Linked DNA regions of Homo sapiens: regions 1, 2, 3 and 5 are each linked to region 4. The links are chromatin contacts, found by Hi-C or POLR2A ChIA-PET in ENCODE. All regions are on one chromosome and are shown on one strand. The core of a region is the stretch at or near the end of the contact, and the rest is flanking DNA. Distances in the headings are between cores, read along the strand shown. Region 1 overlaps DLGAP1 (DLG associated protein 1). Region 2 has its middle 24 kb from the start of LPIN2. Region 3 overlaps MYOM1 (myomesin 1). Region 4 holds the start of TGIF1 (TGFB induced factor homeobox 1). Region 5 has its middle 48 kb from the start of LPIN2.

The links. A loop is a pair of places that touch in the nucleus more often than their neighbours do. ChIA-PET counts read pairs that join two places held with the same protein, here RNA polymerase II (POLR2A). Pooled maps may share reads with other maps.
Region 1: a loop to region 4 is called in a map of endothelial cell of umbilical vein, with 10 times the contacts of the local background. The contact joins the enhancer-like site here to the promoter of TGIF1 in region 4. A Hi-C loop is called at or near these places in 1 of 168 maps with a recorded cell type or tissue (endothelial cell of umbilical vein). POLR2A ChIA-PET finds 5 or more read pairs at or near these places in 6 of 52 experiments (CD8-positive, alpha-beta T cell, Caco-2, GM12878 and 2 more).
Region 2: a pooled map shows a loop between it and region 4 (14-fold over the local background). The contact joins the enhancer-like site here to the promoter of TGIF1 in region 4. A Hi-C loop is called at or near these places in 1 of 168 maps with a recorded cell type or tissue (sigmoid colon) and 4 of 50 pooled maps. POLR2A ChIA-PET finds 5 or more read pairs at or near these places in 2 of 52 experiments (GM12878 and PC-9).
Region 3: a map of B cell shows a loop between it and region 4 (13-fold over the local background). The contact joins the enhancer-like site here to the promoter of TGIF1 in region 4. A Hi-C loop is called at or near these places in 3 of 168 maps with a recorded cell type or tissue (B cell, CD14-positive monocyte and OCI-LY7), 20 of 37 single-sample maps with no recorded cell type and 8 of 50 pooled maps. POLR2A ChIA-PET finds 5 or more read pairs at or near these places in 3 of 52 experiments (HepG2, OCI-LY7 and activated B cell).
Region 5: a map of CD8-positive, alpha-beta T cell shows a loop between it and region 4 (5-fold over the local background). The contact joins the enhancer-like site here to the promoter of TGIF1 in region 4. A Hi-C loop is called at or near these places in 4 of 168 maps with a recorded cell type or tissue (CD4-positive, alpha-beta memory T cell, CD8-positive, alpha-beta T cell and naive thymus-derived CD4-positive, alpha-beta T cell), 2 of 37 single-sample maps with no recorded cell type and 13 of 50 pooled maps. POLR2A ChIA-PET finds 5 or more read pairs at or near these places in 8 of 52 experiments (CD4-positive, alpha-beta T cell, CD4-positive, alpha-beta memory T cell, IMR-90 and 5 more).

What each region holds. Positions count from the first base shown.
Region 1 is chr18:3,709,781-3,712,480 of GRCh38, reverse strand. The region is part of intron 7 of DLGAP1 (DLG associated protein 1); the gene reads left to right. Among named protein-coding and RNA genes, the nearest start is that of DLGAP1-AS6, 58 kb to the right of the region's middle. Within about 2 kb of position 1,405, at least 15 of the 41 ENCODE cell types and tissues checked have a DNase peak (open chromatin) inside an H3K27ac peak, as active enhancers do; they include endothelial cell of umbilical vein, where a contact is called at or near this core.
Region 2 is chr18:3,036,077-3,038,776 of GRCh38, reverse strand. No RefSeq gene overlaps it. Among named protein-coding and RNA genes, the nearest start is that of LPIN2, 24 kb to the right of the region's middle. Within about 2 kb of position 1,261, at least 14 of the 41 ENCODE cell types and tissues checked have a DNase peak (open chromatin) inside an H3K27ac peak, as active enhancers do; they include GM12878 and PC-9, where a contact is called at or near this core.
Region 3 is chr18:3,176,685-3,179,384 of GRCh38, reverse strand. All of the region lies in intron 5 of MYOM1 (myomesin 1), which reads left to right. Among named protein-coding and RNA genes, the nearest start is that of MYOM1, 42 kb to the left of the region's middle. RefSeq lists enhancers at 1,056-1,445, 1,466-1,585. Within about 2 kb of position 1,289, at least 14 of the 41 ENCODE cell types and tissues checked have a DNase peak (open chromatin) inside an H3K27ac peak, as active enhancers do; they include B cell, CD14-positive monocyte and OCI-LY7, where a contact is called at or near this core.
Region 4 is chr18:3,448,922-3,451,621 of GRCh38, reverse strand. It overlaps TGIF1 (TGFB induced factor homeobox 1), which reads right to left and starts at 1,450. Exons shown (of 3, transcript NM_003244.4): 1 at 1,117-1,450. The coding sequence starts at 1,132. It overlaps LOC124904237 (a long non-coding RNA gene), which reads left to right and starts at 966. Exons shown (of 2, transcript XR_007066269.1): 1 at 966-1,090. RefSeq lists enhancers at 1-133, 2,221-2,410, 1,998-2,617, 2,511-2,650, 2,618-2,700 and silencers at 711-760, 1,401-1,560, 1,591-1,700.
Region 5 is chr18:3,059,306-3,062,005 of GRCh38, reverse strand. No RefSeq gene overlaps it. Among named protein-coding and RNA genes, the nearest start is that of LPIN2, 48 kb to the right of the region's middle. RefSeq lists enhancers at 564-693, 1,061-1,355. Within about 2 kb of position 1,270, at least 8 of the 41 ENCODE cell types and tissues checked have a DNase peak (open chromatin) inside an H3K27ac peak, as active enhancers do; they include CD4-positive, alpha-beta T cell and CD8-positive, alpha-beta T cell, where a contact is called at or near this core.

The DNA of each region.
Region 1 (2,700 bases), core at 156-2,655, 260 kb before region 4:
GTGGGAGTTAACAGGTACAGGTGAGAAGCATGAGCCCCAGGTGAGACTTTCCAGTGGGAAACCCTGGGTATCTAGGCCTCGGCCAAGTGCTACAGAGACCCTGCGTGCCCAGTAGGGAGGGTCAGGACAGAGACGGGTGAGCTGCTGGGAGTGCAAGCCCCGCGGCAAACGCTGCTCTTGCTCCCGAAGTCCACCCCTGCTCACTACCACACTGATGCTGGGCTGACCCCCACTACAGTCCAGGCTGTTTTCCACCTCTTCTAGAACACTCAAGAAATAAAGGTGGGGCTGCATTTCTCAAGGAGAATTGAGAAGGCAAAAAGTGCAGTGAGATCCCCACTCAGTAAGTGTGTGTTCTGGGTTTGCAGCCTCAGCCTTCAGGAGCAGAAAGAAAACCCAAACTTCTAGCCATTAACAGGCCATGCTCCCCCCATGCCACCCCACCGGGGTCAGTGTGATCGTCACAAAAATACCTCTAGCCAGAACCCAGGAATAGTTTGTTAGGACTCATGCCTCCTTATACATTTCTGTATGCCTCCCTTCCCACAGCCCATCCCCACACTCCCCATCCCTAAACCACAACCTCATACTCCGATGCATTTCTGTCTTCCTTTTTTTATTTTTTTCTTTTTCTTTCTTTTTGAGACAAGGTCTCACTCTGTTGCCCAGACTGGAGTGCAGTGGCATGATCATGGCTCACAACAGCCTTGATCTCCCGGGCTCAAGCAAGCCTCCCACCTGAGCCTCCCAAGTAGCTGGGACCACAGGTGGTGCCACTGAGCCAGCTAATATTTTAATTTTCTTTGTAGAGATGGAGCTTTGCTGTGTTGCCCAGGCTGGTCTCAGACTCCTGGGCTCAAGTGATCCTCCTGCCTCAGCCTCCCAAAGTGCCGGCATTAGAAGCATGAGCCACCACACCCGGCTGGATTTCTGTCTTATTCCTCACCACAGTCAACACAGCTGATGATCTGGGTGGGATACGTGAGCCACTTTTAGGTGATTGAAGTTGAAGTTGTCTCACCTAGGTGGGTATTTTTATTTTTTGTTTTACATTCTATTTTTGTTCCAATAGACTAATTGGGCATATACATTTTATAAACAGGTCGATTTACCTGGCTATTCTTTAACACAATTTTTATCATTCATAGTGATATGATCTGATTCACTTGCATGATGAAAGCATTGATCACTGGAGTCATTACAGAAGGGGCATCAAGCTGTAGCTTTTATTCTCTCCAGTTATCAAGTTCTTATCAGATTTAAATGCCTGAAACAACAAGGATATGCCCTTGGCTTTGTTTTTACTTCCCTTTGTGCTGCCCTCTTACACTCTGTGGCTGAGATCATCGTGTTTATAGCCAAGTCTCTGCCAGACCTTGCCCAGGGCGGCCCCTCCTGGCTCTCTGACTTCCTCTGTCGTGTTTCTGGACTCTTCTGTTGCAGACGCACTGGCCTTCTTCTTGCCCTCACTCCCGTGTTTCCCTAGCCCTGCCCTCTGACCTCTGTGTGCCACCTTCTCAGGAACACCTGTTACTTATTAGACACTCACCAGGGAACCATGACCCACACATGGAGAGCTCTGACCTTCTGGAACCCAGCGAGCTTGTTCCTGCCTTAGGGCTCTGGCGCTGCTTCCACCCACCCCCTACACCCGTGCCTGGAGTCCTTCCTCCACCTCCCAACTCCATGTTCACATCTCTGTCTCATGGCCACTTGGCTCTGCCCCAAGTCAATCTCTTGTCCTTTGCAATGCTTACTTTTTCTTCATGACACTTACTGCCACATGAAATTAAATATTCACTTGTGTATTTGTCATCTCAATTCCAGCCAAAAAATTTTTCTGTCTTGTTCACTACTATGCCTCCAGCTCTTAGAACAGTGACATCTATAGTGAATGCTTTAAAAATATATATGGAATAAATAAGTAAAAGAGGGCTGTGCTTTCCTCTCCACAGTCATTGACACCGTCCTTGACGGGAGCTTTTCTGGGAACAGTGGGGAGAACATTAGACCAGAGTCTTTAACCTTCTAAACCTATACCTCTTCTTGATAAACTAACAAACAAACAAAAATTCAAATTCATGTCCCTCTGCAGAGCCTGAAGCTGGGTGTGGAGGAGAAAGGGCGGGGGATGACGTAGGGCCCCTATCAAAAATCTGCAGGGGCAGGTGAGAATTTTTTATCACAAGGAGTCTTGAGTCCCAGCCCCTCAAATCATTTTCCCTAAATATTCCTTCCTTTTGGTAGGAGTAGGATAAGAGTGTGTGAGAAGTGTTCCGTTTTGGTAGCTTGTCTTTCCTAGTGTAAAATGAAAGACCATTGGGTATTTATGGAGAGAGCCCACTGCACAGAGAAGCATAAATCCATCCATGTCCCAAGCTATATGTGCTAAACGTAGCCACACAGGAAGAATCACTTCCTCCACTACAGAAAATAGCAGCTCCCTATTTTAAATGTGCTTCTCATTGGCTGTAGGAGTAGCAGTAATTCATCTTCTATAGACCTGAGTTTTAGTTTTGTGAACTGATGTATAAAGGAAACCAGGTTTGGGCCTGTCCTGGGCTCCTTAGATCTCAGAGGCAGGAGATCATACCCTTATGCCCATGCTGTCTACTTCTAATTCCAGTATTAACTGGGCATGGCAACGGTAGGAATGCAGAGAAAAGAGGAATATCAAGTATTATTGAATCCTTCAGTCCC
Region 2 (2,700 bases), core at 12-2,511, 410 kb after region 4:
GCGTACGCCTGTAGTCCCAACTATTCAGGAGGCTGAGGCGGGCTGAGGTGGAGGATCGCTTGAGCCTGGGAGGTCAAGACTGCAGAGAGCCATTATCACCCCAGTGCACTCTAGCCTGGGTGACAGAGCGAGATCCTATCTCTCTTTTTTATTTTTTGACACGGAGTCTCGCTCTGTCGCCCAGGCTGGAGTGCGGTGACGCGATCTCGGCTCACTGCAAGCTCCGCCTCCCGGGTTCACGTCATTCTCCTGCGTCAGCCTCCCGAGCATCTGGGACTACAGGCGCCCGCCATGATGCCCGGCTAATTTTTTGTATTTTTAGCAGAGACGGGGTTTCACCCTGTTAGCCAGGATGGTCTCGATCTCCTGACCTCGTGATCCACCCGCCTCGGCCCCCCAAAGTGCTGGGATTACAGGCGTGAGCCCGCGCCCAGCCGAAGAGATCCTATCTCAAAAAATAAATAAATAAACAGGCGGGGCACACTGGCTCACGCCTGTAATCCCAGCACTTCAGGAGGCCGAGGCGGGCGGATCACCTGAGGTCAGGAGTTTGAGACCAGCCTGGCCAACATGGTGAAACCTCGTCTCTACTAAAAATACAAAAATTAGCCGAGTGTGGTGGCGGGTGCCCGTAATTCCAGCTGCTTGGGAGGCTGAGGCAGGAGAATCGCTTGAACTGAGGAGGCAGAGGTTGCAGTGAGGCGGGATCACTCCACTGTACTCCAGCCTGGACGACAGAATGATTCCATCTCAATAAATAAACGAACAAATCCTCTTTGCTATTGTGTAAAAAAATCAATTTCTTTTGTAAGTTACTTGCAAAAAGTCCAAACACGAAATGCTAAACAATATGGTTGTAAGAGACCATAAACATCTTAATCTGTAGTTGGAACTAACATATCTTTACCACCAAAGTCTAATAAAGAGCAACTTCCAAGAAGCAAAATGTTTGCCTCCACTTGATAACTTCTGCTTGGAGTTTTAGCCCTGCAGTGGGCATTTGTCCTTTCGCAGCTGCACAAAATCCAAATTCCTTTATTGTGTTAGAGGGAAGATCCTACTATATGAGTCCTGGGAGGGAAAGCCAAACAGCCCAGGCCTTATTGGTTTCTACCTTGTGCTATGTTTAGCCCCCTTCTAGGTACGCAATATATGTTGGCTGAAGTGAAAATGTAAACAGGAAGGAGAAAGGTTTCACAACGAGGAAAGGCTACACGGTGAGTCAGGGCTTTGTGCTCTGTTCCCAACTAGCTCCACTGTGACTAGCTATCTTTGGTCACAAAACTGGCTCAGTTAGTTGCTATTTTCTGCATCAGCATATTTCAAAAGGAAATGAACCTGCTGACTTAAGTGATGTAAGGAGTAATCAATGAATGAAAATTAACTAGAGATATCCATACAAAATTATATTTGTATTTTATACTAAAAGATAAAATATGCCTAACTCACAAATACTCATTATAAGTTTTTTGTTTGTTTGTTTGTTTGTTTGTTTGTTTTTTAGTTTGCTTTAGTTCAGCTCCTAGGAATTTCTATACCATATGTTATTATAAACATTAATTTACTTTATTCTTCATACAATTATAAAATAAAACAGGCCAGGCGTGGTAGCTCATGCCTGTAATCGCAGCACTTTGGGAGGCCGAGGCGGGCGGATCACGAGGTCAGGAGATCGAGACCATCCTGGCTAACACGGTGAAACCCCGTCCCTACTAAAAATACAAAAAATTAGCCTGGCGTGGTGGCGGGCACCTGTAGTCCCAGCTACTCGGAGGCAGGAGAATGGCATGAACCCGGAAGGCGGAGCTTGCAATGAGCCGAGATCGCACCACTGCACTCTATCTAGCCTGGGCGACAGAGCGAGACTCCGTCTCAAAAAAAAAAAAAAAAAAGAATTGTCACTGCTGTTTATTCACCTGCCTTGCCATTTTATGGCTTTTCCCAATGAAAGGAGACAGAAAAACATTTAATGAGAAGTACACACAGTTTGGGAGACATAGCATCTTTAGCAATCTTTACATATTAAATGCTGCACATGTGGGAGCGATAAGATGTAGATCACTTCCTGTAATACCGTTTCCATGTTCCTGAAAATCTGAACATAAAAGGAATTTTTGAAAGTGAAGCTTAATTCTTTTTGAAATCTGCCTTGAATCTTTTTATAAAACAAAGGAGCCTTCTGACATGTGAGCAATAAGCCACCAATTTATCCTGTTTTACCAGCATAGATTTTAGGCTAGAACTAAAACTTCATTGAGCTTTTAGAGGTTTGGTTAACGAATTAACAAATATTGGCTAGGCATGATGGTGCTCATACCTGTAATCCCAGCATTTAGGGAGGGCAAGGTGGGCAGATCACTTGAGTTCAGGAGTTTGAGACAAGCCTGGGCAACATGGTAAAACCCCATCTCTGCAAAAAATACGACAATTAGCCAGGTGTGGGACTACGTGCCTGTAGTCTCAGCTACTCCACAGGCTGAGGTGGGAGGATCCCTTGATCCCAGGAGGTAGAGGTTGCGGTGAGCCAACATTGCATCACTGTGCTCCAGGTTGGGTGACGGAGTGAGACTGTCTCAAGGAAAAAAAAAAAAAAGAATTTACAAATATTAATTGAGCATCTACTAAGTGTCAGGCACTATGCTATGTGCCCAGGTGCATTGGTGAACAAAACAGATAAGATCCTGCTCAAATGAAGTGTGC
Region 3 (2,700 bases), core at 40-2,539, 270 kb after region 4:
GACCTCATCGCTATTTATTTAAAATAAAATCATCCATATCATGACATATATGCTTGTCAGAACTCTGTTCTCTCAGACAAAAAATTATGAAGCTACAATTAATCTATTGCATTACGTGCTAATTCTGTTCAACCAAATTTAACCAATTCTGAGCGCCTGCTGTTTGCCCATGACTCATTCTTCCTCAGGAGTAGGAATAGAAGTAAATGTGGATCAGGCCAGGCACAGTGGCTCATGGCTGTAATCCTAGCATTTTGGGAGGCCGAGGTGGGAGGATTGCTTGAGCCCAGGAGTTTAAGACCAGCATAGGCAACATAGCAAGAGCCTGTCTCTACAAAAAATAGAAAAAATTAGCTGAGTGTGGTGGTGCACACTTGTAGTCCCAGCTACTTGGTAGTCTGAGGTGGGAAGATTGCTCGAGCCTGGGAGGTGGAGGTTGCAGGGAGCTATAATCACACCATTGCACTCCAGCATGGGAGACAGAGCGAGACACTGTCTCAAAAAAAAAAAGTAAATGTGGATCAGACACAATCCCAACCTCAAAGGTTTGGCAACATAATAGAAGAGACACATATCCAACCATAATTTTGATAAATGTTATATTTAGTAACTTGAAGCAAGGAACCCTGATGCAGAGAGGCAGGAACGATTCATACTGTGTCATATTTTAGGGAAGAGTTTATTGAAGAAGTTGCATTTGATCTGAATCTTGAAGGATGAGTTCGGGTTCTGTTATATGGAGGAGAGTGTTTGTTTGTTTTAAGTGTAGAAAATGAATAACGTGCTTTAGGGACGGAGGGGTGTATGTGTATGTGAGAGAGAGAGCTGGGGAAAGGAAGGAGCTGACTGAAGCCAGTATTCTTCCTTCCTCTCCCTTTCCATCATGTTCCCTACTCCCAAACCTCCTTATGATCGTGTCCACAAGTCTGAAGAAATGAAATGCAGACAGAACAATTGGAAAATGGAAGCATCATGTGGGTCAGCAGCCAGGCTGCCGGTTCAAATCCCTCCTCTGCTGTTCCTGGCTGTGTGACTGGGCAAGTTCCTGAAACCCCCATGCCTTGGTTTCTTCATCTGGAAAATGAGGTTAAAAACAGCACTATCTCATACGGTGGTTGTGAGAACTGAACTTACCAATGTATGCATAAAGCGCTTAGAGCATTGCCTGGCTCATAGTCAATTCTCTGTGTCAGCTATGTTAATCAGGGTTATTGACGTCATCTGTGCGTGCGAAGTGGGCTGTCTGAAAGGGAAACAAGTGAAACCCAGTTCCTCTTTTGGGCAGAAAATGGTTTAAGTAGAAAAGCCTGGTCCAGCACCATAGCCACTGGCTACTGAGAACATGAGGAAGTGGTGAAGAATCCAGGCGCCACGTACAGACCCAGAAGACAGGGTCCCAGGGAGAGGCCCGCCTGCGTAGTCCACTCTCCGAGGGCTGTGAGGCTTAACCAGATATGGAACAGTCAGAAAAAGGGAGGCTTTCAGCTCTTACTTGTCAGAAGTTTCCTTTCATGATTTATATTATAAATTCTTCCAAGGCAAGAGCCATGTTTGTTTATGACATTGAATAAAACACTTAAATATAATGATCGTTCAATACAATGATATTGCAGGCCGAGCATAGTGGCTCACACCTGTAATCCCAGCACTTTGGGAGGTCAAGGCAGGTGGATGACCTGAGGTCAGGGGTTCGAGATCAGCCTGACCAACATGGTGAAACCCCATCTGTACTAAAAATACAAAAAACTAGCCAGGCGTAGTGGCCGGTGCCTGTAATCCCAGCTACTGGGGAGGCTGAGGCAGGAGAATCACTTGAACCCGGGAGGTGGAGTTTGCAGTGAGCCAAGATGATGCCATTGCACTCCAGCCTGGGCAACAAGAGTGAAACTCTGTCTCAAATAATAATAATAATAATAATAATAATAATAATAATAATAATGATATTGCTTCTAACAACATGCAAGAATGTTAGCAGGAAGAATGTTTTGCTCTCATCCTACACAGATAGCCAGCAATAAAACCCCCAACAGAAAGCCTTCCTCTCTGTTACATCAATAGTGGTCAACTTTTTAAAAAGCTTATTTATGTATTTATTTGTTTTATTTATTTTTAAAAAGCTTATTTGTTTGTTTGTTTTATTTATTTTAAGACACGGTCTCACTCTGTTGCCCAGGCTGGAGTGCAGTGGTGCGATCATAGCTCACTGCAGCCTCAGCCTCTCAGGCTCAAGCTATTCTCCCACTGCAGCCTCCAAAGTAGTTGGGACTACAGGTTTACACTCAGCTAATTTTTTGTAGTTTTTGTAGATTCAGGGTCTTGCTTATTGCCCAGGCTGGTCACAAACTCCTGGCCTCAAGTGATTCTTCCACTTCAGCCTCCCAAAGTGCTGGGATTACAGGAATTACATGCATAAGCCACCATGCCTGGCCTAAAACCTTTTAAATTATAATATAACATGCACACAAAAAGTGTGCATATTATATACTGCAAATTTTTTTTTTTCGAGATGGAGTCTCACTCCGTCGCCCAGGCTGGAGTGCAGTGGCACAATCTCAGCTCACTGCAACCTCCGCCTCCTGGGTTCAAACAATTCTTGTGCCTGAGCCTCCTGAGTAGCTGGGATTACAGGTGTGTGCTACCATGCCTGGCTAATTTTTAGTATTACTAGTAGAGATGGTATTTCACCACGTTGGCCAGGCT
Region 4 (2,700 bases), core at 201-2,700:
CCCGCAGCGGGCCGGGTCTGAAAGAATGTGGAGTTCCAAACTCCAGGCGGCTCCCGGGCATGCGCAGTAGCGCCGCCCCTCCCGTCCGCTTCCCGAGTGATTAACTTCTGTTTTGAACCACTCCACATAAATCACGACAGAAACGCCACCTCCAGCCCACAGCGGAACACTCGGGGGACCTCCCAGCCAGGGACTCAATTTTTGTTAACTTCAAAAGGGACTTCACACTCTGACCTTTCGGGGTGTTTTGTGTGGTTTCTCCACCCCCCGTCCCCCTCCGGTGTATTTTGTTTTTAAACCAAACTGACGGCAAGTTTTAGTTGTAAAGCTTCCAGAACACTTCGTGGAAACAATGACAGCCTTGCTCTTTGCACTTACAACCAAGCCTGCTTGTCACATTTGGACGCATTTTGACTGCATGCCGCTTGAAGCTGCTGGCCCTGGGTGCTAACTCTTCCTCCTGCCCCAAAATTCATCGTGGGAAAACTTTTAGAGACTGGGGATTTGTAAAAGTCTAGCTTTCCAAAGCTGTTTACACCCGAGGGCGATGAGGGGGTCCAGAATCGCATTCCTTCGATCGTAAAAACACCACATCCCTAAAGAACAGTGCTAGGGCCCGGCTGGGAGTAGGGGGGCGGCGGGGGCGGGGGCGGGGGGAGCCTAGGAGTGGAACTTTCAGACAAAGCCGCGGCGGTCCCGCGGCCCCGGCCGCCTGGGTCCGGATCGGGAAAAACGAGGGGCTGGGTCCTCCCTACTCGGACCCCATATCCCCAGCACGCGAGAAAGAGCGAGAAGCCACGCGGCGGCTGGGCCGAGCGTGGGGTGTCGGCGGAGACAATGAAACTTGCAGGCGCACAAACAAGGCGCTGAGCGTGTTTCTTGACAACGTGCCAGCAGCGTGGAGAGGCTCGCCCCACAACAGCCCCTCGTGTTGTGTCTAGCAGGAAAACAGCCGCTGCCGTTTCAGACGCAGCCTCAACAAAGAGCACGGCCGCCACTCCAGCATGAGAGCCCCTGGGCGGAAAAGTCCACCAAGTGACTCCGCGCGGCGCGGCCCGGCCAGCACGTTTCCCCGGACTCGCGTCTTCTGGTGCGCGCAGCCCGCGGCCGCCTTACCTTTCTTGCCTTTCATTCTGGATCTCCCCTCCCAGCGCGAGGCAAGGCGGGGGTCTGGAGGGGCCAGGAGCGGGGACACAGGGGATAAGCGAACGTCTCCTTCACAGCCGACTCTCCCGTAACTTGTAGGACGTGCTCCAGCCGTTATTGCTAAACAGGACGCTCTGATCCCAGGCGCCCGCTCCTTGGGTGGAATTCAAGTGACACTTGGGCTTCCTCCCGCCGGGATCTTCTGGCAGCCGGCCGGGGGCTCTCCCTCGCCCAACTCTCTCCCCTCCCCTCTCCGCTCCTTTGTTCCCTGCTCCTGCTCGGCGCACCTCGGCGCTGTCAGAGTGAGAGAGGCGAGGAGGGAAGGTACAGGAGGTCCTGCCTCCGCCCCCAGCCGCCCGCCCCGTCCCCCTCCCGCCCCGCCGCTCCTCCGCCCCTCCCCCGCACCTTCCAGCCGGGAAGACTGGACCGAGCGCGGCGGCCGCTGTCACTCGTCCCTCGGGGGCGGCGGTGCGGACGCGGGGGGTGGCCGGGTCCAGAAACACGATCCTTTCCGCCTGCCGCGCACGGACCGCCCGCATCCCTCGCCCGGCGGTGGGGGCACCAGCCGAGCGCCCCAGGTTTCTCCCTTGGGCCTTTCTTCCCGGGGCTGGCGAGGGTGCGTTTGGTTCGGAAACTGCAACAGATGGAAAAAAGGACACCTCCCTCCTTCCCTCCTCCACCCCCGGGAAGAAAAGCCTCCCCGTCTCGTTTTTGACAGCTGCCCCGAACTCTACTGGCCCTGCTCTAGCCGCACGAGACAGCCGCCTCTGATTCAAGGGGCGGGGCACGGGAGGAAAAGTATTCGAGACAAGAACCAACTTCTTCCAGAATGCGCGGCTGCCATTGACACGCGGGCGCGGCGCGGCGCACCCTTCTCCTCCCGGGGCTCTTCCTCCAGCAGCGACAGTGGGAGGTCGGCGGGGGTGGGGCGGGGGGGAATGATGAGACACAGCCTAAACGAACGTCTGTTCCCCCGGGCTAAAGCTGCGAGTTCCGGACTGGATTGCAAGGCAGTTTCGAAATCTGACACGTTGCGGACAGACACTTGTCACGCTCACATGCTCTTTAAACGTCTCTGCCCGGGGACGGCCGGGCGCGCGCCTGCCTCACCAAGACTCCGCCTGACACCCCGAGTCGCCGAACCCCGGCAGCGGCCACTTTTATAGCTAAGGGGTGACCACGCCGTGCCTGCTCGTCTGTTTCGGTCAACAGTGTCTACTCTTCGGATTGGAACCCTGCTAGGGGATCCCTCCTCCCATTTCAAACAGAAACTAGCCATTAAGTAAACACCCGTTCCTGTTGGCTTATTTTGGTCCACAGTTAGGAGGGATCCAACAGGAGTTTCTTGATGAAATTGCGCTTTCAAAGACCAGATGCTGTTTGGCTGACTTGAAGAAACGCATGCCCCCTCCTCTGGTTCTAGTTTTCGCGTGGTTACGTCCTGTTGTTTTGAAGCAAACGAACTGTCACATGCCACACAATGAGACTTCCCCCATCACTTTAAAAAAAGGAAAGAAAAGCCCTAAACGTAAATAAGCCTAGCAGAGACAGCGC
Region 5 (2,700 bases), core at 21-2,520, 390 kb after region 4:
TGGTATCACACAAAAGCCACCCACTCTGCTTGCTAAGAGCTGGTTCTAAGCCGGGAGAAAAGGTGTTACATTGCTGAGCCAAACTGAAGCCAAGTGTTTCCTTTCAGAGACGAGGGGGACGTGTCCCAGAATCAGAGAGTGTTTTATTACATTGACTCTATTTTGGTTGTTCCAGGGCTCATCTTAGTTATCTAAATGTCCCTACTGAATGCACCCATAGTTGCCCACAGGAAGCCTCTCCAAGGAGACCCCCATGCCAACTGCAGTACATATGTGAATGCTCCCTCCATTTCCTTGTTCTTTACAGCTTAATATTCCCGGCTAGAAAGAGCTAACCAGTTCTCGGAACCCTCTTTGCTCACAGGCTTCTGTCAGTACAGGCACCTCTGGTTCATAAGCTTCCCACGCAGTCCGGAGACATTCTCCAGAATTTCACGAGAAGCGTGTGTCTTCCTTACACACTCAAAACCAGGAGCTGAATTGCAAGGAGGCATTTGGCTTCATGAAAGTGAAGACTGTGCAGAGAAAGAAGAGAAGCAACTCGTTGCGGGGGCAGAATCGAGAAATCTGAAATCCTCCTCTCAGGTGAAAGTTTCAGCAGCACTGAAGTACAGATGAAAAAATAATGAAAATGAAACCAATTCCTTGTTTTCATCTCAAAACAGAAAGAAAAAACAATTACCTCTACGTCATTCTATTAAAAACACGGGGCATTGCCTGGGCACGGTGGCTCACACCTATAATCCCAGCACTTCAGGAGGCCAGGAATTTGAGACCAGCCTGGGCAACACAGAGAGTCCCCGTCTCTACCAAAAACAAAAAATAAAAATAAATTAGCTGAGCATGGTGGCACATGACTGTAGTCCTAGCTACTTGGGAGGCTGAGATGGGTGGATGCTTGAGCCCAGGAGCTCGAGGCTGCAGAGAGCCATGATCGTGCCACCACTCTCCAGGCAGGGCAACAGCAAGACTCTGTCTCCAAAAAAGACAAACCATAAGATACCATTTCTTCCATTCATTCATTCATTCAACAAATATTTACTTGGTGTGGGTCAGGCCCTGTTCCCCCAGGCCCTTCTGACCTGCCATGGTAGAAAGCCCTCTGTCCCTAAAATTCCTGCCTTTTTGCCAGGTTTATGTCCAGCACAAGTGGAAAATCACCAACAGCTTTGACCTCTGAACAGACACTGCCGGAAGTCATGGAAGTGAACTGGGGTGAAGAATTGGTTTTTTCCATCTCACTCAAGTGTGGCAGGACAGTTGCTCTGTAGCACCGGCGGCCAGGAAGTGAGGGGGAAGAGGCAGGAAATGTGTATTGGCTTCTACACATAAACTTCGTATCTATAAAGAATGAGACTATTTTGTTTAAACGTTTTTAGTTGGAATGTTTCTCAATTTTGTATTTCTTGAGGCTCTTAATTTTGTTTCTTATCTGGGCTGCATTATGGTGGTTAACATTTCAAAAAGTGGTTGAGCATTTCTAACGCTGTGTAAAAAAAGATTGTTGCCTTTAAATACAAGGCAGCAAAGAAAAAGAAAAGCTGTAAGTAAAAATATAGGCCAGGCACCGTGGCTCACGCCTATAATCCCAGCACTTTGGGAAGCCGAGGTGGGTGGATCACCTGAGGTCAGGAGTTTGAGACCAGCCTGGCTAACATGGGGAAACTTTATCTCTACTAAAAATACAAAAATCGTCTGGGCGTGGTGGTGCACGCCTGTAATCCCAGCTACTTGGGAGGCTGAGGCAGGAGAATCATCTGAATCCAGGAGGTAGAGGTTGCAGTGAGCTGAGATTGCGCCACTGCACTCCAGCCTGGGCAACAGAGCGAGATTCCTTCTCAAAGAAAACATAAAAATATAAAAACATAATGATAATGAGAAGCCATTTTAGCTAGAGTAATAGAAAAAATTCATTTGCATTTTAAAATATGGTCATGCTAAAATCACTTTAGCTTTTAAATAGACACTTTGATGTCCCTGGTTCTACTAGAACCTGTCAGTGACATTTGAACAACTTTTATGAAGTAGAAGCAGATTGATCTCCTGCATAGCTAAGGTTCAGAGACAATTTGTCTCATTTTCACTCTATTTTGATAATACAAAACTAAAATAATGAGGAAATGTATCACCATAAGGCAGAGGTTATTAAGTGTTCAGACCTTTGTTGATAAATAATTTAAAGCAAAATAAGTCCAAAGACTAGGGGAAGTTAAAAAAAAAAAAACCCACATGTCACTTCAAATGTTTATTATAGTGGTATGCTGTAGAGTTATTGTTGTAAAGTATTGTTACTGTGTTATTTGTGTATTATATAGAGATATATAGAGATACAGTTGTTTATTATTGTTATAGTAATATTATCTTGTTTTATGGTTGTATATTATAGAGCTACAAACATAATAAAAATTAGAAAACTTGAAAGAAATTGTATAAAGGCCTTAATTCAGTGAGACGATTGGAACTGCTCTCATTTCTGTGGTAGCCACAGTAACAGAAATTCAGCGTGTCCTTTGTCAACACAGGAAGTTTGTTACAAAGACATCATTCAAAACAAGAGTCAAATTCTGGGAACTCCCTTTAAAATGAAAAGGGAAAAAAAATCAGAAAGAATTTACTTTTATAGCCTTTAAAGTACTTTTTGTAGAGATTAGGCTAGTCACTGCAAAATAAATAAATAAATAAATTCTAATTCAATTCACT